Linked DNA regions of Homo sapiens: region 1 is linked to region 2. The links are chromatin loops, found by intact Hi-C in ENCODE. Cell type or tissue: endothelial cell of umbilical vein. All regions are shown on one strand. Links, peaks and the distances in the headings refer to the core of each region. The heading gives the core; the rest is flanking DNA.

Region 1 (11,253 bases), core at 1,416-9,415, 53 kb after region 2:
GAATAGGAGGTTTTAATTTGTCAATAGCATCCTGGAACCTTAGAATGAAATACTATTAATGAAAATCAATGTTTCCTAATCTTTGCTTCCTCAAATTCTCCTCTGATCTTTTCTATCCCTTGCAGACTCTTTTCCCAATTCTTCTCTCCAAGACCCTTACTTATCCTCTCTATACATTGGACTTCATCTTCTGGAGGAGATCTAATGAATGAAGTGTCACATTAAGGTATTACGACTGGTTATCATTTCCTGCCATACCTTCAAAGGATATTTGTGTATCATCTAAGGGAAAAGACTGGAAATGATCGAATATCTGCCTTTTCTGCGAAGTTCAGCATCTGGGAAAGAATGAAAGAGGTGCTATCAATTCACGTAGGAAAGACATGAAATCAACCCAGGTGCCCTTCAACAGTGGACTGAATAAAGAAAATGTGGTATGTACGCATACACCATGGAATACTATGCAGCCATAAAAACGAACAAAGTCATGTCTTTTGCAGCAACACGGATGCAGCTCGAGGCCATTGTCCTAAGCTAATTAACACAGAAACAGAAAGCCAAATATTACATGTTCTCACTTATAAGTGGGAGCTAAACATTGGGTACACATGGACATAAAGATGGGAACAATAGCCACCGGGAATAAAAGAAAGGGGAGAGAGAAAGAGTGATGGATGGAGGGATGGAGGGATGGAGGGATGGATGGAGGGAGACAGGGAGGGAGACAAGGCCTGAAAAACGAACTACTGGGTCTTATGTTCACTACCTGGGTGACGGGATCATTTGTACCCCAAACCTCAGCAACACGCAACATATCCATGTAACAAACCTGCACATGTACCCCCTCCGAAATGAAAATGAAAGTTGAAATTATTTTTTTAAAAAAAGAAAGAGGTGCTATGAGATAAGAAGCCGCGCCCCCCACCCTCAGGGACAGGCCCACCTGCTCATTTAGAGAGTTATGTCTTATATCCCACTGACTCTTTACAAGTGGGGTTTCCCCCTTTGTCAGAATCTGCCAACTTCTTGAATTATTCTAGGGCATTATATTCTCACAGTTTGCCCCTAATCACTCACTACAAAGAGGGAACTGGCATGTCTTTATTATATATTCGTGTATTTATACCATATTCAAGAAGAATTTGATAATCTTACAGTTGCAAATGCAATTCATAAAAATAAAAAGGAAACTGAGAAAGCCCAGTGCTAGTGAGGAAAGCTGTGAATATTAATTTAAATACTAAGCCTAACACATTTACCATACATACTTTTTGAAATACCCATATTAATGTTTTCAAGACTCGTGAAAGTTGGAGAATGTCTTGGTTTAGAACAGAACTCAGTACTTTTCACCTCAGTACTGGAAGAGAAGACAATCTGACACAGATACAACTGGAATAAGGAAAGAAATGTGAGGGAAATAATTACAGAAGAGAATTGGACATTTGGGAGAGAAAGAGAGGAAAGTTTTGGCAAAGCTGGACCAGACACTGCAAAATACTTGCAGGTCTTTAAACCTCAATCATTTGGCCAATAAATATGTGCTGAGCCCTGCCGGGGGTGTGTGTGAGAGAGGAACCATGTTAAAACTTAGGAATGCAGAAATGCAGGCCATGCGTAGCCCCCCAGGGACTCACAGCCCAATAGGTCACATGAATAAGTGTTGACAATGACAGGGCAGCAGGGATTAGTGCCAGGGTTGAGGTTAGTTCAGGGGGTATTGGGGATAATAGATATAGCACACAGCACAGGCGAGGTGGTAGAAGAGAGAAAGACAGAAAAATCTTCATAAGAAGAAGGAGTTGGCCGGGCTCAGTGGCTCATGCCTATAATCCCGGCACTTTGGGAGGCCGAGGTGGGTGGATTGCTTGAGGTCAGGAGTTCGAGACCAGCCTAGGCAAAATGGCAAAACCCCATCTTTACTAAAAATACAAAAAAAAGGAGGAAGGAAGAGTTGGGGGAGGGGAGGAGGAGTTGCTCAGAGAGGCAAGAGAATTGGGAAGAGAATTTCCTTTTAGGGTAGTCTTTGCAAAGCATAGCCTACATAGAAAAATTGCAGATAGACCGGTGGTCTTTAAAAATTTTTGTAGGCTTCGTTTTTTAAAAGCACTTTCAGATTCACAGCAAAATGGAACAGGAAGTAGAGATTTCCCATATACATTCCCACACACACAACCTTCCTCACTATAAACATCCCCTACCACAGTGATACATCAGTTACAATTGATGAGTCTGCACTGACACATCATGATCACCCAAAGCCCACAGTTTACATCAGGTTTCCCTCTTGGTGTTGTAGTCTATGTGTTTGGACAAATGGACAATACCATGTATTTGCTACTGTAGTATCATACAGAAGAGTTTTACTGCCTTTAAAATCCTTTGTGCTCCACCTAGTCATCCCTTCTCTCTAACTCCTGGCATCCACTGATTTTTTTTTTTTTTTTTTTTTGATGGAGTCTTGCTCTGTCACCAGGCTGGAGTGCAGTGGTGCAATCTCGGCTAACTGCAACCTCTGCCTCCTGGGTTCAAGTGACTCTCCTGCCTCAGCCGCCCGAGTAGCTGGGACTAGAGGTGCATGCCACTACGCCCGGCTAATTTCTGTATTTTTAGTAGAGACAGAGTTTCACCATGTTGGCCAGGATGGTTTCGATCTCTTGACCTCGTGATACACCCGCCTTGGCCTCCCAAAGTGCTGGGATTACAGGTGTGAGCCACCGCACCCGGCAATATTTTTACTAACTCCACGGTTTTGGTTTTTCCAGAATAGTTGAAATCATACAGTATATGGCCTTTTCCAGTTGGTTTGTTTCATTTAGTATATGTATTTAAGGTTTTCACTTATATTCTCATGGCTCGATAGCTGATTTCCTTTTAGTGCTGAATATTATTCCATTGTCTAGATGTACCAAAGCTTACGTATCCATTCATCTACTGAAGGACCTCTTGGTTGCTTCCAAGTTTGGGCAATTACAAATAAAGCTATTACAAACATTGGTTGTGTGCATGTACGTTTTCAACTCAGTTAGGTAAATACCAAGGAGCTGGATAGCTGGAGTGCATGGTGAGACAGTGTGTAGTTTTGTTAGAATCTGCCAAACTGTCTTCCACAGTGGCCATACCATTTTCATTTCTACCAGAGCCAGTGGCACTTTACTCATTTATTGATCCTTATTCCAAGAATAGTTACTGAGCATCTACAATAGGACCAGCCTATAGTGAACAAAAAAGAGTGGCCCTGCTCCCCTGGAGCTTGCAGTCTCATGGAGAGCTTGCTAGATGTGATGGAGGAGGATGTGACAAAGCAGGTTTGACTATTGGAGAATGTCGTGCCATTCCCCACGAAGGCTGCAAGCATTCACATTCTTTGTCCCCTGAGCTGTCTTTTGATATTAAGAAGATCACAGTCATTTCCTTTTTTTGTTGTTGAGACGGAGTCTCACTCTTGTCGCCCAGGCTGGAATGCAGTGGCGCAATCTCGGCTCACTGCAACCTCTGCCTCCCAGGTTCAAGTGATTCTCCTGCCTCAGCCACCCGAGTAGCTGAGATTACAGGACCTGCCACCATGCCTGGCTAATTTTTTTTGTATTTCTAGTAGAGACAGGGTTTCACCTTGTTGGCCAGGCTGGTCTCAAACTCCTGACCTCAGGTGATCCATCTGCCTCAGCTCCCAAAGTGCTGGGATTATAGGCATGAGCCACTGTGCCTGGCTGATCACAGTCATTTCAAACTGAAATGAACTTAGGGATCTGTTCTCAAACATTTTCTACCACTGAAATCCTTCCTCAGATGAAATCTTACTTAAAAAAAAAATACAAACAAACTCAATCTGTAAATCAAATACAGGCAAGTATACTTGCTTCCTATGGTAACAAATACTACAAACTTAGTGGCTGACAACAACACAAGTGTATTATTTGGAGGTCAGAAGTCCTAAAATCAAGGTGTCAGCAGGTCTGCGTTCCTTCTGGAGTCTCTAGAGAAGAATTCGTTTTCTTGCCTTTCCCAGCATCTAGAGGTCACTTGTATTCCTGGGCTCATGACCCTTTTTCCCACTTTCAAATATTTCACCCTGCTTCCTCAATCATGTCTCCTTCTCTCACCCTGACTCTCCTTCTCTATTATAAGGAACAATTACACCAAAAGCACCTGGATAACCTAGGCTTATCTCCCCATGTCAAAATTCTTAGCTGCATTTGCAAAGTCTCCTTTGCCACATAAAGTCTCATATTCAGCAGGTGCCAGGGGTTAGATGTGGATATCTGTTCACCATCTGATCATGGTGGAGTAGATCTGGGTGGGGTGCAGCTTGAGGGTAAAGAGCCCCCATATTTAGAAACCTCCCAATGTTGCACAGACCACAATTTTAAGCAACTCACCTGAGGCCTTCCTCCGATCACAGATGAAGAAAGGAAGGTTCAGAAGCACTAAGTGATTTAAGACCCATAATAAGTTTATGGATAATCCAGACCTAGAATCAACTCCCAATCCAATATCCTTTCTTCTAACCCTCATACTTTAAAAGGTCTTTCCATGAATAAAACCAAGTACAAAAAAAAAGAAGTATCATTTGGATATGATACAAATCATGGTCAAAATTGCTAAGTACTTTTGCAAAATGAAGACATAGATGGTTTTCTTGGGCCCTGAAAAGCTGACATTCTGTTATGACTTAGAAACATCTTAGTGAAGACAATTCCTGTTGCTGCACAGCTAACCACTCATGATAACGCAGAAGTCTAGGCTGTCCTAATCAGAACTCAAAACCCCTGGCAGAGTCCTCAGAGACCAGAAGGCTTGTACATGGTCCAGCCGTGTGGTAGAGATTGGCCCCAAACCACTTGTCCTCACATTCTTGGCCTAGTGAGTAACCCATCTGCTCCTATAACACCCCCCTCTTTATTTCATGTCATTTACCACTTTTTTCCTTAGTCTCAAGTATGAGCCACAAGTTAAAGACTTTGCAAAAGACTAGACTCTCTGACATTTGGGGGATCTGGTGTTTATTAAGTTGGGAGATTTAAACTGATTTTGATTTGTTCCTAATTTAGGATAGTGACAGACAAATCTGAGAGGGAGCGAGCGGGAGGAAGAGAGGGAGAGGGTGGGAGGAAGGGAGAGAGAGAGGGGAGAGAGAGGTTGCATTTGTATGATATCCAACATCCAGGCACATTTGGGGGAATAAAAAGTTTAAAAATCCAGGCAGCCACAAGTTGGAGGGAAAGAAAAATAAACGCACATTTGAAATCAATTATGCTACAAACTACATGGGGGCCATTGATCAACGCACAAGGGTCTCCTGTATCGATGCCACCTCATTGTGGATGCTCTTCTGGAGACACCTGATACACTAAAGTGGCTTCCAAGAACAAATTAACAGGTCATTTCATTTTGCTCACCTCTGGAAAGACACAGAGGCAGGCTTGGAGGAGACAGACAGATGAACCGTACCCCTACCCCTTGTCTTTTCTGGCCACGCTAGTAAGAATCATCTGGTCTTCTCAATGCAATTGAAATCATATTTGTTGATCACCTACTATGTGCCAGGCACTGCTAAGTACTTTAGAAAAATCTTTTAATCTTCACAACATGTGAATTGGGTACTGTGCTATAGTTACATTTATTTTACAGATTAAAGCAATTACAACTCAGAAATACTAATTACGTAAGGCCGTTGCAAGTGGAATAGGTGGGATTTTTAAACACAGGTCTGACCTCAAATCTCTGTGTTCTTTCTACCACATCATAATATTAACTCTGTCTTAGCCCCCACGCTAAATGCTGGGGGTAAAATAGACATAAATTCTGCCTACCAGGAGATCTGGCTCAGAAAGTAAACTATTTCATTCACTTATTCATCTTTTGGTTCAGCTCACATTCAAGGAGAACAACAGAAGATCCAAATGCACAGCACATCAAGAAGTTCTCTGTCTTCATGGAGCTTACAACTATTGCAGGGAGGGGGAGCCCAGATCATCAACGAATGAACTAATAAATAGTTGCGGATGCTGATACCTGTTAGAAAGGACACCACCGGGCTGCCACAGCAGAGAACAGCAGTTGATGCTGTCCCCCAAGGGAACGGAACACATCACCTTATAAGGTAGTGAGCTTCCCATGTTTGGAAGTACTTAATCAAAGGGTAGGTGACTGGCAGATAGTCCTGCCACTGTGAGAAGGCACTCAAGTTTGAGGGAAGCAGGCATTCATCAACCCGATTTCTTATAACATTCATTCCCACTGCAGGCAAGATGCAACATTCCCTGAACAAAGAAGAGAGATTCTGAAAGAAAGGATTTGGGTGAATGATTAGTATTCATGAAAACTGGGCCTATGCCAGGAAAGTATCAAGTCATATATTATGGTTATTGTTGAAGGAGAAATAATAAAAGAGAAAGTATTGAAATGCTTGGTAGTGCGGAGGCTGGAGAAGGGGACACCAAAGTCATCCCAAGTAAGGGCGAGGAAGGCGGAAAGTGCCGGGTTCAGGCCAAGTTCAGGCTCCACTGAGATTGTTATCATCGACTTGTCACTCAGCTCTGCAGAGCCCGGCCCACAGGAGAACCACCACGTCTCATTATTCTGTTCACACATTGGGTTCCAGTGCCCCTTCAGAGCAGACAGGGGAGGAGACACATCCAGGCTGGGCTGGAAATCGTATAGGCACTTAAGGAACACTTCATCTTAAGAGGGGAACTGTTTTGCTTTTGTCATACTGGTTAATTTGTCCCAAATGTTAAAAACCTCCCATGCTCTTGAAAGACCAGCCATCTACAGATTGCGTTCAAGCAGCCAGACCAGGGGAGAACTAAACCAAACACCTCCTCAGTCTCAACCCTGACTATGGGTCCAACCAGCAAGTTCACATTGAGAAGAAATGAATGATTTTCACTGCAGTCTGAAAAAAAGCTGAGACATGAGTGGTGTCTGCGCAGGTGGGTCACTAAAGCTGCCGTAGAGAGACTTTCACGAGCACCCCATAAGAGATGCTTTGGGAGCTGAAACCCAGTCTCAGCCTATTTTGATTTTCTTTCAGAGTCTGATTGAATTTAATTCATTTAAATTTCTGTAGCTGTGTTCTATAGAACATCAGGTGTCAACAGTTAGCTGGTTCTAGGGTAAAATATATCTGATTCAGCTCAATTTCAGTGTCCACAACTTAGTAATAACATTCTCAGTTCACTTCTGACCTGAAGAATTGTCACATTTTGAATAACCCTTTCTGCAAAAAGGAAGAAAAGGAGGAGTGTGTTTTTCAAAGCTTTAAAGTCTGACAAATCTTCAAGATTTATTAAACCACACACACATACAGACACGCACACACTTGCTCCCATGAGCAAGCGTGCGTGCACACACACACACACAGCAGAGAGCCAAGAATTTTGCTACACTTTTGAGGTGTGCTTTCTCACGTGATCCTAATGACAACTCAGTAGGGTAGGGACTTAGAATATTATCCTTCTCCATTTTATAGCTAAGAAAACCAAGGCTTTGGGGGTTAAACATGTTTCCCAAGTTCACACTGACAATCAGTAGTGGAGCCAGGAACTGAACCCATTCATCTTCCTTAAGAACAGCAGTTCTTAACCAGGACCAATTCTTCCACCAGGGAACATCTGGCAATGCCTAGACACATTTTTGGTTTTCACAACTGGGAAGGAGGTGTCCCTGTCATCTAGTGGATGGAGGCCAGGGATGCTGCTACACAACCTGCCATACTCAGGACAGCCCCCACCATAACACAGAATTATTGGACTCTGAATATCAATAGTGCAGAGGCCGAGAAACCCTGATTTAGATCCTATGCTGTTAACCATCACCACTCCTCCTAGCTTTTCCGTTTTCATCTAAATTTTGTTTTTCTTAGCACAAAAGCCTCAAGGATATATTTCAATTCCATGGTACTATGTGTGGTTGTATAAAGTCACATCAAAAGCTTGCTGTCACCTGATGAGAAAAGTGCAACATGACAGTATTATGATATTCTTTATCAGACAAGGTCTCACTCTGTTGCCCAGGCTGCAGTGCAGTGTCGTGATTATGGCTCACTGCAGCTTCGATGTCCTGGGTTCAAGCAATCCTCCCACTTCAGCCTCCCAGGTAGCTAGGACTACAGGCGTGCACTACCATGCATAGCTAATTTTTTTGTTTTGTGTAGACGGGTCTGCCTAGCTATTTTTTTTTTATTTTGTGTAGAGATGGGTCTCACTATGTTGCCCGGGCTGCTCTCAAACTCCGGGGCTCAAGCAGTCCTTCCATCTCAGCCACCATTCCCAGCCTCATGATACTCTGACATGGACTTCTTTCTCCTATAAGTTTAGAACTGTGAGATGCTCGATTTCTCAGGGATAGCAGGCTCCTCGCTGTATTTTCTCTTGTTATCCTAACAGCAACCATGTGAAGTGAGAAGCTACCCATTTTACAGCTGAGGCTTTGATTTGCTGAAGATTAACCAGCTAGAACATCCCAGAACTGACACTAGACAAGCCCTCTGATTCCAAGTCCTGCATACTTCCCTACAGCAGAAGTTCTCAAAGTTCAGTAAGAATTTGCATCAACCACAGAGCTTGTTTTTAAAGCTCTGGCCCCACCCCCAGAGTTGTTTCAGAAGATCTGGAGTCTAGGAATTGACATTTTTGACAAGCTCCTCATGGAGTTTCGATGTAGTTGTCTCATGGACCACACTTTGAGGAATCCTGCACTAAATAATGCTAGATATGAAATATATTTAATAACAAAAATATTTATAATATAAAAAAGTGTTTATTTAATAGTAAAAATGATCAATGAGAGATAAATGCATGCATGCCTATATACATAGAAAGGCAGCTTTTGAGGTCTCTAAAGAGTGCTGGAAAAAGTGGTGGCTTGAGCAGCATAGAAATGCAAGTTCCACCCCCAGCTTTGTCACCTTGAGCCTTGTGATCCCTCTTGAGCATCCTCCGTGGCCTCTCAAGCCGCTATCCTTTCATCGTTTGCTATTCATTATTCAAGCAGAACCAAAATTATCTGCTTTTTAGAATAGTGTCAGCATTAGCTATTCATGTATGGAATGTACTTAATACAGCACAAAGAACCACTAGACCATACTCAAAAAACACTCTGTTGTTGCTGTTTTCGGTTAATGTTTGAATCGAATCCTTTCCGCAGTGCAGCCGTGTTTCCCCTCTGGCAGAGTGAAGTGCCCCCGTAATCCTGCAGTCCCATGAGATGGAAGGCCGTCCCCCCTCACGCATTCCCCCTGAGCACTGAACCAGAATAAGCAGTATCGCAAAAGCATCTGAAATATTTTTAAATTTATAAACACGCCCAGAGCAAGAGCCTGTCTTCCCGGCTCTGGTGAGAACACCAGCAGCCTCCTTTGTCTTTGTTTCATTTTATCTGACTGGGCAACACATCTATGAAAGAACGGAAAGAGAGATGTCAAAAAGTGGTCAGATGATCGCAATTAGAGTTCTTGTTGTAATTATGTGATGATTTCTGTCTGTAATTCCTACTTGAGTCGAACGCATTCAGCCCCATTGGAGGATGAGAGTTCTTGTCACAGACTTTGCACAGGTCAGGCAGGCGCAGTGTGGAATGCAGGGATGCACCAGGCCTGGCTCCTGCTGCAGGGCCACTCAGTTTAGCAAGACAGGAATCACGTTTATCCCAGCACGTGTTCACTGAGGTCCTGTTCTGGGCCAGGCATGCGCGGAATGTGTGGTATGTAGTGGTGACAATGCAGATGTGGCCTTGTCCTCAAGAGGCAAAAGTCGAGTGTGGTGTCAAAATCACTTGGGGAGATGAGGACATCCTACAGGGTACCCAGTGTGTACTCCTTAAGACTGTCAAGGTCATAAAAAACAAGGAAAGACTGAGCAACTGTCACAGATCAAAGGAGACTAGAAAGGCATGATGACTTAACGCAATATGGCACTCTGGATTGTTTCCTGGAATGGAAAGACAACATTAACAGGAAAACTAGTTAAGTCTGAAATTTAGTTAACAGTACGGTACCAATGCCAGTTTCTTCATTTTGACAAATGTACCACTGTGAGTGTTTTAGTTTGCAGGAACTGATAGACACATTCAATGTTAGCTATGGGGGGAACAATGTGGAGTGTAAGGACACTCTCTGGCATCTTTGTAACTCTTCTGTAAATCTAAAACCATTCCAATAAAAAGTGTATTTTTAAAGTGGGCAAAGAATAGAAACAGACATTTCTCAAAAGACAACATACAAGCAGCCAACAAACATATGAAAAACTGTTCAACATCAGTCATCATCAGATAAATGCACACTAAAACCACAATGAGAAACCATCTCACCTCAGTCAAAATGGTGAATATAAAAAGTCAAAAAAACAACAGATGTTGGTAAGGATGCCGAGGAGTAATTACCAAAAATAGGGAAGTAGGAGGAATTGCTGGTTTGGAGAATACGTCTTGAATCGGTTACTGGACAAGGGAAGGAGTGAAATCTGCGACCTGGTTTGCTTCTGCCAGCTGCAGCCATTCCTTCAAGAAATATTTTATCAAGAGCCTCTTTTAGAAATTGGGAGACAAAGTCTTTGCTCTTTTGGAGCATAGACTCATGTAGGGAATCAAACATTATGCAAATAAATGAATATCTACTATAATGCCGGGCTGTTTCTAGAAAGAAAAAGAATAAATGTTGAATTGCAGAAGAGCAAGTTGGTAGCCATGCAGAGAGATTTGCTGTCACAATGAACTTTTTCCTTTTGATTCAGGTCATCAAACTTTGCAAAATATAGGAGAAAGAAAATCTAATTACTTTGAAGATGCTCTGTGAATTAACTAGGGAGGGTTTGGACCATGAGAGGTTCATCTTCTGATGAGCAAGAACCATGGAGAGCAGCCTGGATGGCCGACTGGACAAAGAAAGACCCAGATTAGAGTCTCAGCAACTGTGCTGTGTGACCCTGTGCAAGTTACTAAACTTCTCTGAGCCACAAGGGCTTTATCTGTAGAAAAGATATATTAATACTTCTTTGAAAGTTTGTGCTGGAGATTGGAATACGTCAACAAACTGTTAGCACAGGTCTTCATGTAGGTCATCATACAAATGTTCAAAAAAGGTAGAAATTTTTCTCCTGGGTAATGCATCTGAAAATTCAGACAGCATTGTCTACTCTTTCTCCTGACAATCTAGGTTGAATTGCATGGATGGAGATGATTCACATCAATATTGTCATCCCAAAGAAGCTATTTCTTCTTGCTATCTCATCCCATAAAAAGCCCTGATTCCTG
Region 2 (11,253 bases), core at 1,296-9,295:
TCAGAAATTCATCACTATCCTTGGAATATATTTCCTTTTGATTATTTAAAACATTTTTTTAGATAGAGAACTTTGTGCTAGTAAGAAAAGGTAATTGCCACTCAGGGTGAAAATAAAAAATTTAAAAAAAAACCAACACCCTTGTTTGGTTAATGAGGAACACTTGTTCAAGCAAAGAACCACTCTGGGGCAAATTAAACTTTATTTTTTTCTCTAATCATCTGAAGTCCATGTTGGGGTAATCCAAACCTCCCCACAGAGAGAGTGCAGTCTGCATAACCCCATTTTTTTTCTTTTTTGCAATTACAGGAGCTATGAGGACCTGGGAGTGACCCAGGTCCCTCATTCTTTTGGAACGAAGGAAGACAAGACGCCCATAAGTTTAGGAAGTGAGAATGCCTTTTGCTCAGCCAAGAGATATAACCAGTTCCTCAGTTCGTGCTGCAGTCAGGATGGAGGCCAGGCTGTAAATATGAGCCTGTCCATTCTTATGTAGCTGCTAGGACACTGGGACTGTCAATTTCCAAGGTATCTTGCCCTCTGACAAAGTCCATTTCAGGGAGGAATCTCTATGGACCCCTTTTGGGAGGGCAGATAGATTGTGATCAATTGAGAGAGATGTTATAACTAATGAGTGACTGTATTACTTTTCTAGGACTGCCCTAACAACTACAACAAACTGGCTGGCTTTAAACACAGAAGTATATTCCCTCACATTTCTAGAGGCTAAAAGTCTAAAGTCTAAGGTGCTGGCAGAACCATCCTCTCTCTCCTAGCATCTCTTAGCAAGGAACACCAAAGGAAATCTTGCAGCTGCATAATTCCAGTCTCCGCCTCCTTCATCACATGGCTGTCTTCCCCGTATGTCCCTGTCTTCACGTGGCATTCTCTTCTCTGTGTGTGTCTATCAGATAGACACACAGATGTATTTCCTCTCTTTATATCAGGACGTAAGTCATATTGGATTCAGGGCCCACCCTACTCCAGTATGACCTCATCTTAACTTACATCTCAACTACACCTGCAAAGACCCTATTTCCAAATAAGTTCACATTCAGAAGTGCCAGGGGTTAGGGTTTGAGTACTACTCGAACAACATCAGTTATTATTAATAAAGTGTCCAAGTTTATCTATTTCTTTCATGTAGTTGTCTTTCATCTATTACAATTAAAAAAAAACAGAGGCCGGGCGTGGTGGCTCACACCTATAATCCCAGCACTTTGGGAGGCCGAGGTGAGCAGATCACTTCAGCTCAGAGGTCAAGAATTTGAGACCAGTCTGACCAGCATGGTGAAACCTCATTTCTACTAAAAAAAAAAAAATATATATATATATGAAAATTAGCCGGATGTGGTGGTGGGCACTTGTAATTCCAGCTACTTGGGAGGCTGAGGCAGGAGAATCATGTGAACCTGGAAGGCAGAGGTTGCAGTGAGTCAAGATTGTGCCACTGCACTCCAGTCTGAATGACAGAGCAAGACTCTGACTCAAAAAGAAAAAAATCAGAATAATGGCATCTTCACGCATCTGTACTCTCTCTTTTGCCCTCTACACTTCAGGCATACCAGGCCTTTCTGGCCTTAGGGCTTTTGCACACGTTGCTCCTGCAGCCTGGGACATACTTCCCAGGGTTTTTGCACAGCTGACTTCTCGTTCTTCAGGGTCATTTTAAAAATATTGTCTCCTCTGTGATGCCTCCCCCTAAATAGCTTTAATCTCTACCTGGGTAGCCCACTCATCTCCTTGGTAACACTCAATATTCATCTATTATAATTTGTTTATTTGTCTAAGGATCATCACCTCCCACCTCACTGTCATGTAAACTGTATGTGAGCAGGAGTTTTAGTCTGTTTTTTTTACTCTTGTATGGACCAACACATCACCAGGAACATAGCAGAAGTTCAATAAATACCTGTCGCATATGTGGATGAGGAGATATTTTTCATAAATCAAAAAAATTGGGATGTGCGTACAGCCAGCAGTCTAGAATGACTCTTAACATCAGCAGGTCCTGGTGCAGGCAGGACATTTCTTTTACTGTATGTTAGTATTTTGTCTTGGTTAAGAATGTGGGCTTTGGACCAGGTGCGGTGGCTCATGCCTGTAATCCCATCAGTTTCGGAGACCGAGACAGGCAGATCACTTGAGGTCAGGAGTTCCAGACCAGCCCGGCCAACATGTTGAAATCCTGTCTCTACCAAAAACTACAAAATTAAGCCAGGCATGGTGGCGCATGCCTGTAATCCCAGCTACTTGGGAGACTGAGGCAGGGGAATTGCTTGAAACTGGGAGGCAGAGGCTGCAGTGAGCCAAGATTGTGCCACTGCATGGAGAACCTGTCACACACACACACACACATACTGTGGGCTTTGAAATTAGACAACTGGTGTCCTATGGCTGGTCTTCCCCACAGTTCCTGTGTGACTCTGAGACTCTGTATCATAAGAATGTGTGATTCTTCTTTCGTAAGACTATTGCATTCATACAACTATTAACAAATATTTGTTGAAGTCTTATTGAGCGCCATGATAAACTAAGGCATATAAAGTGCTTAGCAAAGGCTTTGGCATGTGAGAGGTGTTAGAAAAGTGGGATTTTGCTTAACTGAATACCTCATATGTGAAAGCAGAGCTAATTCAATGGAATACCTAATAGGCAAAACCAGAGCCTTGGAAGGGACCAAGTGTCCTTAGTGTCCTTTCTCGCTCAGGGAGTCTCCTGCTGCTTCATTGTGAGCAGTAACATTTCTACTCAGGAGCAGGAAGAAGGGTGGTGACAGGTGTAAGTGGGAAAATAACCTGAGGGATACTACCCGTGTGAAGCACCATTTGTCACCATTCTGTTGAGTAGTAGGGGTGGGAAGGTTGGCATTATGAACTTGAGAGGTAACAATTCTATCAGCCAGAAGTGAATGCTGGGAAGGTAGAAAGGGGAGGCAAAATAGCACAGGCTCTGCAGTCAACCCCTTGGGTTAAAAAAAGAAAAGTTTCTGCTACTTACATGCAGAGGATGAACAAACAACCACATTCCAAGAGGTTTCTTTGGAGGATAACATTGTATACCCAGGAGGTGCCACATCCTTCAACAAAATATCATACTACATGGCTTCACATAATCCTGACTCATTTCTTTGAGGCAGTCTTTAATATTCCCATTTTATAGATGTAAAAAATATATCTTGGGAGATCAGCTCCATTTCCCAAAGACAACCAGCTCCTAAGTGGAGCGAGGGTTGTGATATGGTTTGGATTTGTGTCCCCACCCAAATCTCGTGTCAAACTGGAAGAGGGACCTGGTGGGAGGTGACTGGATCATAGGGGCTGATTTCCCCCTTGCTGCTCTCATAGTAGTGAATTTTCACAAGATCTGATAGTTTAAAAGTCCGTGGCACTTCCTCCTAGTGTGCTCTCTCTCTCCTGCTGCCATGTGAAGAAGGTGCTTGCTTCCCCTTCCCCTTCTGCCATGATTGTAAGTTTCCTGAGGCCTCCCAGTCATGCTTCCTGTAGAACTGTGAGTCAATTAAACCTCTATTCGTCATAAATTACTCCATCTAAGGTAGTTATTTATAGCAGTGTGAGAACTCATCTTGGGTGTGACCTCTGCATTCTTTCTGCTCCCAACCCTCCATATTCCTCCCATTTCTAAGATTTGTGGTTGTGAAGTTATTGAAGCATGGGCAGGTCAAAGTTCTAAGTGGGTTGTTCAGGGCATAAATGTCTATGTGGCCATTTCTATCACTTTGTATAGGGAATTGAGTTATATGAGTATGCTCGCACAAGGCTTTTCTGAAATGCCACTAGCCTCTTACATGACTCCATATCATCAAAACCACATTAATGGAATACTTTAAGATGAAAAAGGGAAACTTTGAAGCAAAAATACTAGACCAGGTTTGTTCACCTCAGCATTATCAAAATTTGGGGCTGGCTATTTCTTTCCTGTAGGAATGCCCTGTACATAGTAGCATGTTTAGTGGCACCACTGGCCTCAACCCACATACTAATAGCACCCCATCACCCAGTTGGTAACAATGAAAAGTGTCTGCAGATATTTCCACAGTTCCCTTGGAGAGGGGTGGTAAAAAAAAAAAACCACCCAGTTGTGACACAATAAGCTAAACAAACGTAAACTCAAAGTCTTAGTCTGCAACTTTTGTAGCCTTGAGACAGTTGCACACTCTTCATGAGACTGTTTCCTTAGGTATAGAATGAAGATGGCAGTTTCTATCTTGCAAGATAACTGTGAGAATTAATGAGACGATGTATATAAAGCTCATCATTTGCAGGCCTTCAGTAGGTGCTCAAAAAGTGGAACTTATTTTTGTGACACCTTTGATTAGCTTTCATAATGTCCATATTTGAGGACTGTGTTTTCTTTATCTCTGTCAAGAGCAAGTTGCTGTCTTTAACATTGCTGCTTCCCCTTCCATGTAAATAGGTATTCAATATTTATGAATAACATCTATCAGGTATGTTTTGCCCGTTATCTCCTTTCAAACTTTACAGCAGTCCTACAAATAAGGTGGCACTGTCATCATTTTAAAAATGAGAAAGCAGATTTAGAGACATTAAGTAATGTCCCAAAGATCACACAGCTAGAAAGCAGCATTCAAACTCTGACTCAACATCCCAAGATATTTTCTAGACTCTTATCTTTCTTCTGCATGTATCCAACAGGTTCTTTCTGAAAACAGATTCTCTTTCATTCGGTTTACGAGGAAAAATAATCAATTGCCTTAAGAGTTATGAATACATTTTATAAAGGGGTAAAACCAAGGGGCTATCAAAGCACAGAGGAGGAATATTTATCCCCATCTGGAAGATTCTAAAAAGCTTGCCATGGCTGGGGGCGCACACGGCTGGGGGTGCAATGGCTCACGCCTGTAATCCCAGCACTTTGGGAGGCCAAGGTGGTGGATCACTTGTGGTCAGGAGTTCAAGACCAGCCTGACCAACATGGTGAAACGCCATCTCTACTAAAAATACAAAAATTAGCCAGGCGTGGTGGCGTACACCTGTAATTCCAGGTATTTGGGAGACTGGGGCAGGAGAGTCACTTGAAGTTGGGAGGTGGAGGTTGCAGTGAGCCAAGATTACGCACCACTGCACTCCGCCCTGCGTAACAGAGCGAGACCCTGTCTGGAAAGAAAGGGAAGGGAAGGGGAGGGGAGGGGAGGGGAGGAGAGGGGAAGGGAGGGAAGGGTAGGGAGAAAAGAAAGAAAGAAGGAGAGAGAGAGAGAGTCAGAGGCGGGGGAGGAAGGAAGGATGGAAGGACGGACAGGCGGGCAGGCAGGCAGGCTTGCTAGCAGAAAAGATGCAAAGAGAATCATAAAGAACAACATGGACGTAGCCAAGAGTATCCAGAAGACAAGATGTTCCAGACGGTGGTAACACAGGCATGAAATCCTAGCACTGAGAAAGAACACAGTAGGAGTAGTTCAAAGAGGACAAAGCTGTGAGGGTAAGGAGAGGAGGAATGAGAGGTGAGAGGGGAGGTCAGCCAGGACCAGCCAGCCAAGGGGTGCCTGTCGCAGTGCTCAGAGCTCATCCCTTGCTTCAAGGGGCTTAGATGTTCCAACTCTCTCCTATGACCTACTTTGCACATCTACCCCTAGAATTACTCTCCAGTGCTTTGTTGGGATATAAAGGACTCTGTTTCTTTGTGAAGATTGCAGCTGTAGAGTTGACATTTCACACTTTGGCAAGTGGAAATGCTCTCATGGTAGCATTGATCCCTGTGTTTAGCACATCCTTTGGCAAAGGACCTAATGAAGAGAAATTAACAAGTGAGCAGCATTTTATAGAGGACTCAGAACAAGCCACATGCCACCAGATTCTTTCCAGAACCCTGCATGAAAACAGACACCCAGCTCAGCCAACACAGCAGAGGCCAGGGCTCCTGACAGGCTGAGCAGGGACGGAAAATGGGCATGCAGTCTGGGAGGCAGGGGCAACGCTACTAGGATGACTCAAAGCCTGGATTTATGAGGCCAGATCTCTGCTGATCTTGGCACGCCCTCAGAGGCCATCACTTCCCAAGCAGGACGGCTCCTCCACGGTACCTCCCGCACATTACAGTTTCTCATGATGACCAGCAGGCAGGCAGGCTGCCCTTTCCCTCACATTTTAAACATTTCAAATAAGAAATGTTCATTACATTTCAGACTTGAGAAATCAAAATGATCCAGTCTGGCCGTTCTGTTATAAAATGTGTATATAGAACGGCCACTGCGTTGAAGGGAAGACTTGTGGAGTTTTTCCTCCAACCCCTAGTGCTTTGTTCATTGTGGGTATTTGGCAAACAGTGGGAGAAAGGAAGTGAAATTGTATTCCCTACAGTAGCATAAAAAATGTTGTGTCTATCCCTTTTGTTCGCAGCTCCAATCACCACGGATAAAAATATCAGGTGTCCAAAATACCTGTGGATTCATTATTAACCATGTAGAGGGCAAGTTGGGAAAAAGGTTGTCCTAGGGAAGGAGATAATAACACACCTGGAAGTCAAGCCCATACGACAAACATACACACACACAGAGACACACACACAAACACACACTTACAGACTCACACAGAGACACACACAGAAACACACCCATACACACACAGACATGCACACACAGATGCACACAGATACACACACACATAGACACACACACACAAGTTATATATTACTCAAGTATAAGGTTTTTAAGTTACCACAAAGATAACAAATCATTTGTAATATAGTAATGCCCTTGAAACACTCCCTTAACAAAGAAGAGAAGCAGGGGTAGGAATGGTTTTGTCATGCATCCCTGGGGTGGTATCAGGGAGGCGGAGGGCTTGGAACTGACATGTCACTGGCTGTTAGGGACAAAGGTGCTGTGATAACAGGGAGGTCAGAAGGTTCTACTAGAATCCTCTCTTCTCTTTCAAGAAATGAATTTGAGTATTAGGAAAGCTAAATAAACTCAGATCCTTAAAGAAGGGCTAAAGAAGCTGTTAATTTACACAGCATTTCTCTGCCTTCTCCCTAGTTAGGCCAAGCTATGCATATCAATAAATGGTTAACTTCTTTTCCCTTGAGAAATATTTGAGTTGTTCTGTGCCTCCTGATCCATAACCATACTGACAGACGAGAAGTAGCTGTGAAATTGAGTAATTTTATACTGATTTGATTTAATGCAGGAATTAAGAAATACTCGGATATCATATGCTAATAGCCAAGTATTTATATTAAGATGCAACATCAGCCTTCCTCCTCAAGTTCTAAGGCCAAAGTATTTGACCTAGACTTTGCACTTAAATCCACAAAGAAAAACAGGAAATTCAATGGCATTCCCTGTGTTCACCTTTTTTTTAAATTTATTTTATTTTAAGTTCCGGGATACATACGCAGGACGTGCATGTTTGTTGCCTAGGTATACAGATGCCATGGTGGTTTGCTGCACCCATCAATCTGTCATCTAGGTTTCAAGCCCTGCATGCATTAGCTATTTGCCCTGATGCTCTCCCTCCCCACCTCCCTGACAGGCCCCAGTGTGCGTTGTCCCCTCCCCCGTGTCCATGTGTTCTCATTGTTTGACTCCCACTTATGAGTGACAACATGCAGCATTTGGTTTTCAATACCTTTCTAAGCTTAGTCCTATTCTGGGATCCTGACTGATCAAGCTTCAGAGGAAAAGATGGATTGTTTGAGTTTCTACTGTGTGTTCTCAGTCTCTACCAACAACCACACACAATAAAGTGGGTGTAAGCCAGTCTAATTAAAAAAAGTCTAGAAGTTTCTCCAATTAAAAAAAAAAGATAGTCAAGGAGTCATTCCTTTGTTATCATGTAGGACACTCTTTAAGGGGAAGTTATGTTTGGCTGACTCTGGGGGCTCTAACATGTACCCAGCCCTCTCATTTGAAAACACACAGGAAGTTTTAAATTTCAGGGGGTCATAGACCCCTGGGAGACCATCCGTGGACATTCCTCTACAAACAAAGAGCTTCCTAAGCTAATTAACTGTGCATAGAAATCACTCTGAAGTAAGTAAAATTCTTACCTCTAAACAACGTCTACTAAATAGTTTTGTTTCTTATGGAGATGTTCCCATTTTGACAAAGTTACTTAGAAGGCTTGTGCAATTATGTCAACAACATCACCTCTGGGATTTTCATTCCTCATTAATATGTCAAAATGACTATGACTATAGGAGAAGCTTCAGGGGAACTGAAAGGTTACCCTGGGATTTTCCCTGGGTAAACTTGGACAAGACATTTCCCCTTCTCAAGCGGCAGTTTCTTCATCTGTGAAATGAAAGGATTATGCTATATAATCTCTAAAGCTCCTTCTAGCACATGAGATAACTAACACTTACATCTCTGACCCTTCAAGAATTTTGATAGGCCTTCCCTGGAAAGAATTCAACAGCTAAATGTAGATGTTTATGGGAACAGAAGAGCAAGAGTTTCTGCAGACAAAACAAGGATGAACGAAGCCTGCGTTCCGACCAAGAACTGAAAATAAACCGGTGGCCTAATTTTGCCTCAGCCTCTGCTTTGAGAATTAAAAGACATTTTTGAGTGTAAAGAAATTCCTCAAAACTATCAACAGTGGTCAAAAATGAGCCATCAGAAACTGCAAAGATCTGTTGCAAAATACCAGAAGAGAAGGCAGGAGTAGGTCTCTGTTTTCCTTCTGATTCCTCTGCTGACTTCATCACACTTTCTATTGGCTATTTCTTTCCTTGTAACATGAAGGCTGGCCAAAATGGAATAGGAAAGGAAGAGGAAAAGGTGAATCCTTATTTGTTGGTGATTACTACAGACCAGGAGCTGTGCATATGTCATTTCATTTCTCATAGGAACTCATTATGAATAACGAGGACACGGAGACTTGGTGGTGATAAAAATCATGCAAAAAATAATCTGAATAAACAGCATCATAACAGACACGTCTGCTGGCCCAGGGCCGTCTATTCTCAAACCCCAAATGGTTTTCAATAAATCAGGCTGCCTCCATGAAGTTCTGATATACACTCTCCACAAAGATATTTCTGCATTTGGAAGCTAAAAGGATCTGACATTTATCACGTGACTTAGGTTTGTAAAACACACCACCACTGAAAGGGCTATAGATCATGACTACAAAGACTAAGATGAGGGATGATACTAAAAGGCACACTTTGCCAGGGATGAATAGTATTATTCCATAATAAAGCACCGTATCGAAGATGAGAATTCTGGGCTATCCTTTTTCACTAACCAGCTAAGAATCTTGAACAACCGCTTCACATACCTAGGCTTCTATTCCTTTGCCCTTAAAACACAGTTGGATGGTATCATTAGACACCTTCCTCACTAGGCCTTTGTGATAAACAAAATAGTATATGTTAAGATGCCTTTAAGAGAACAAGGTGATGCTTTATGAATGCAATGTTTGAGAAGTTTTAATGTATATTTTGAATTTTCCTTCCAGCCGTAGGTTCAGGTAACTAAAGCCCAAGCCAACTAACCAGACAATTACCTAACCTATAATTCACTTTTGATCGTGTTTGCATTCCTATGCCTACTAAAGAGTTAAATAAGAAATAAAAATAAAAGCAGATTTCAGATACTATTTCATTAGAAGAGCACATGTTCCCTGATTAATTAGAGTCCCAAACAATAGTTTCTAGTTTTACCTAGGTGGTTGAAAACCTCTCTGTTTATCTCAGAGTGGGAACTTCCTTTAGTCTAGCCCATATCTCTCTTCAGTGCCTTACTTCCAAACATCAGACTGTAGTAAGAATTTAAGGTTAGGAGCTCTCTGTCACATACCTAACAAGTGGTATTATTATTCAAACTGAGGTCTGCGGGACTTAAAAGGTGACACTCTTTCCACAGATGCTACCCTCCCTCGTGTAGCAATAGAGACTAAACATGAGAAATAAAGCTTGAAATTCCACTTGTCTGATTAATACACAGTGCCTATCTGAAGATTTATGTTTGTTTTTCTACTAAATAAATGGTTACAGCATTTCCCCAGCCAATAATACACCGGACTAATTAACACCAGCTTTCTTTCGAAGTCTACTGTATAGACAAAAATTCTATCCCTAGGGACCGATCCCTCAGAAAGGCCATGGAAAGACTCTCTCAAGAGTCCTTCACCAAGAGACCCCTGAGAGCAACCACACATTGACACACTGTTGGCCGTTAACACCTTAGCAAAGATTAGCAGCATTTAGTTGTCAAGCAGAAAATAATATAGAATTGTCAAGAAGAAAATAGTATAGACAGAATGGAAGAAGAAAGGAAAAGAGACAGAGAAGAGGGAGGAGGGAAGGAAGAAGGAACGCAAAAATAAGAAGGGAAGAACAAAACTGTTGAGAGTCCATTATTTGGATAGGAAAGTATTTAAGGACCTGAAATATATATCTACATATACGTATTTATGATATAGATATAGATCACAAAGAAGGAATGAGAACCATTTATATTACAGGCACGTGCTAAGTAACATACACATTGGTTCATTTAACAGCATACAGTGTGTTTTGTGTTCTACATTCACTATTTTTTCAAATGTTTAGATCAATTTTATGAGATATAATTACATATAATAAAAAGCAGAGGCTGGGGGCGGCAGCTCACGTCTTTTATCCCAGCACTTTGGAAGGCCAAGGCAGGAGGATCACTTGAACCCAGGAGTTTGAGACAAGCCTAGGCAATATAGTGAGACCTCCTCTCTACAGAAAATTAGCTGGGTGTTATGGTGTGCACCTGTGGTCCCAGCTACTCAATAGGCTGAAGTGGGAGGATCTCTGAGCCCGGGAGGTGGAGACTACAGTGAGCCATCATTGCGCCACTGAACTCCAGCCTGGCCGACAAAGGGAGACCCTGCTCCAAAAAAAATAAAATAGAACAGAATAAATAAAGCAGAGTTTGATGAGTTATTCACGTAGGTCAGGATCACTATAATCATGATACAGAACATTTTTGTCACTCTAAAATCTTCCCTCATTCCCTTTTTATGTCACCTCTTAACCTCCAGCTTCAGGCCATCGACTAATTTGATTTCACTGTCTATAAATTTGTCTTTTTCTGTACACTTCACATAAATGAAATTGTACAATATGTAGCTGTTTTCATCAGGCTTCTTCCACTTAGTACAATGTTTCTGAGCTCTGCTCCTGTTGTAACATTTCTCAGTATTTCATTCCTGTTTTTGCTCTGAATAGTATTCCATTGTATGAACTTATTCATTCTTCTGTTGATGAATTGTTTCCACTTTGGGGGCATTATAA

What was found. Hi-C counts contacts between places; a loop is a spot of excess contacts. Peaks named below come from ENCODE experiments on the same cell type or tissue, not always from the same donor. Only the 100,000 strongest peaks of a DNase experiment are listed, where the experiment ranks them.
Region 1: a loop joins it to region 2, with 1.9 times the contacts of the local background. A loop is called at or near these places in 2 of 110 quality-filtered maps.

What each region holds. Positions count from the first base shown.
Region 1 is chr16:77,546,728-77,557,980 of GRCh38, forward strand. No RefSeq gene overlaps it. Among named protein-coding and RNA genes, the nearest start is that of LINC02131, 39 kb to the right of the region's middle. In endothelial cell of umbilical vein, for the core only: no CTCF peak of the experiment used is centred there; a DNase peak (open chromatin) is centred at 6,384.
Region 2 is chr16:77,493,592-77,504,844 of GRCh38, forward strand. All of the region lies in intron 1 of LOC105376775 (a long non-coding RNA gene), which reads right to left. Among named protein-coding and RNA genes, the nearest start is that of ADAMTS18, 64 kb to the left of the region's middle. RefSeq lists an enhancer at 7,768-8,269. In endothelial cell of umbilical vein, for the core only: no CTCF peak of the experiment used is centred there; a DNase peak (open chromatin) is centred at 6,030; H3K27ac peaks cover 331 bases.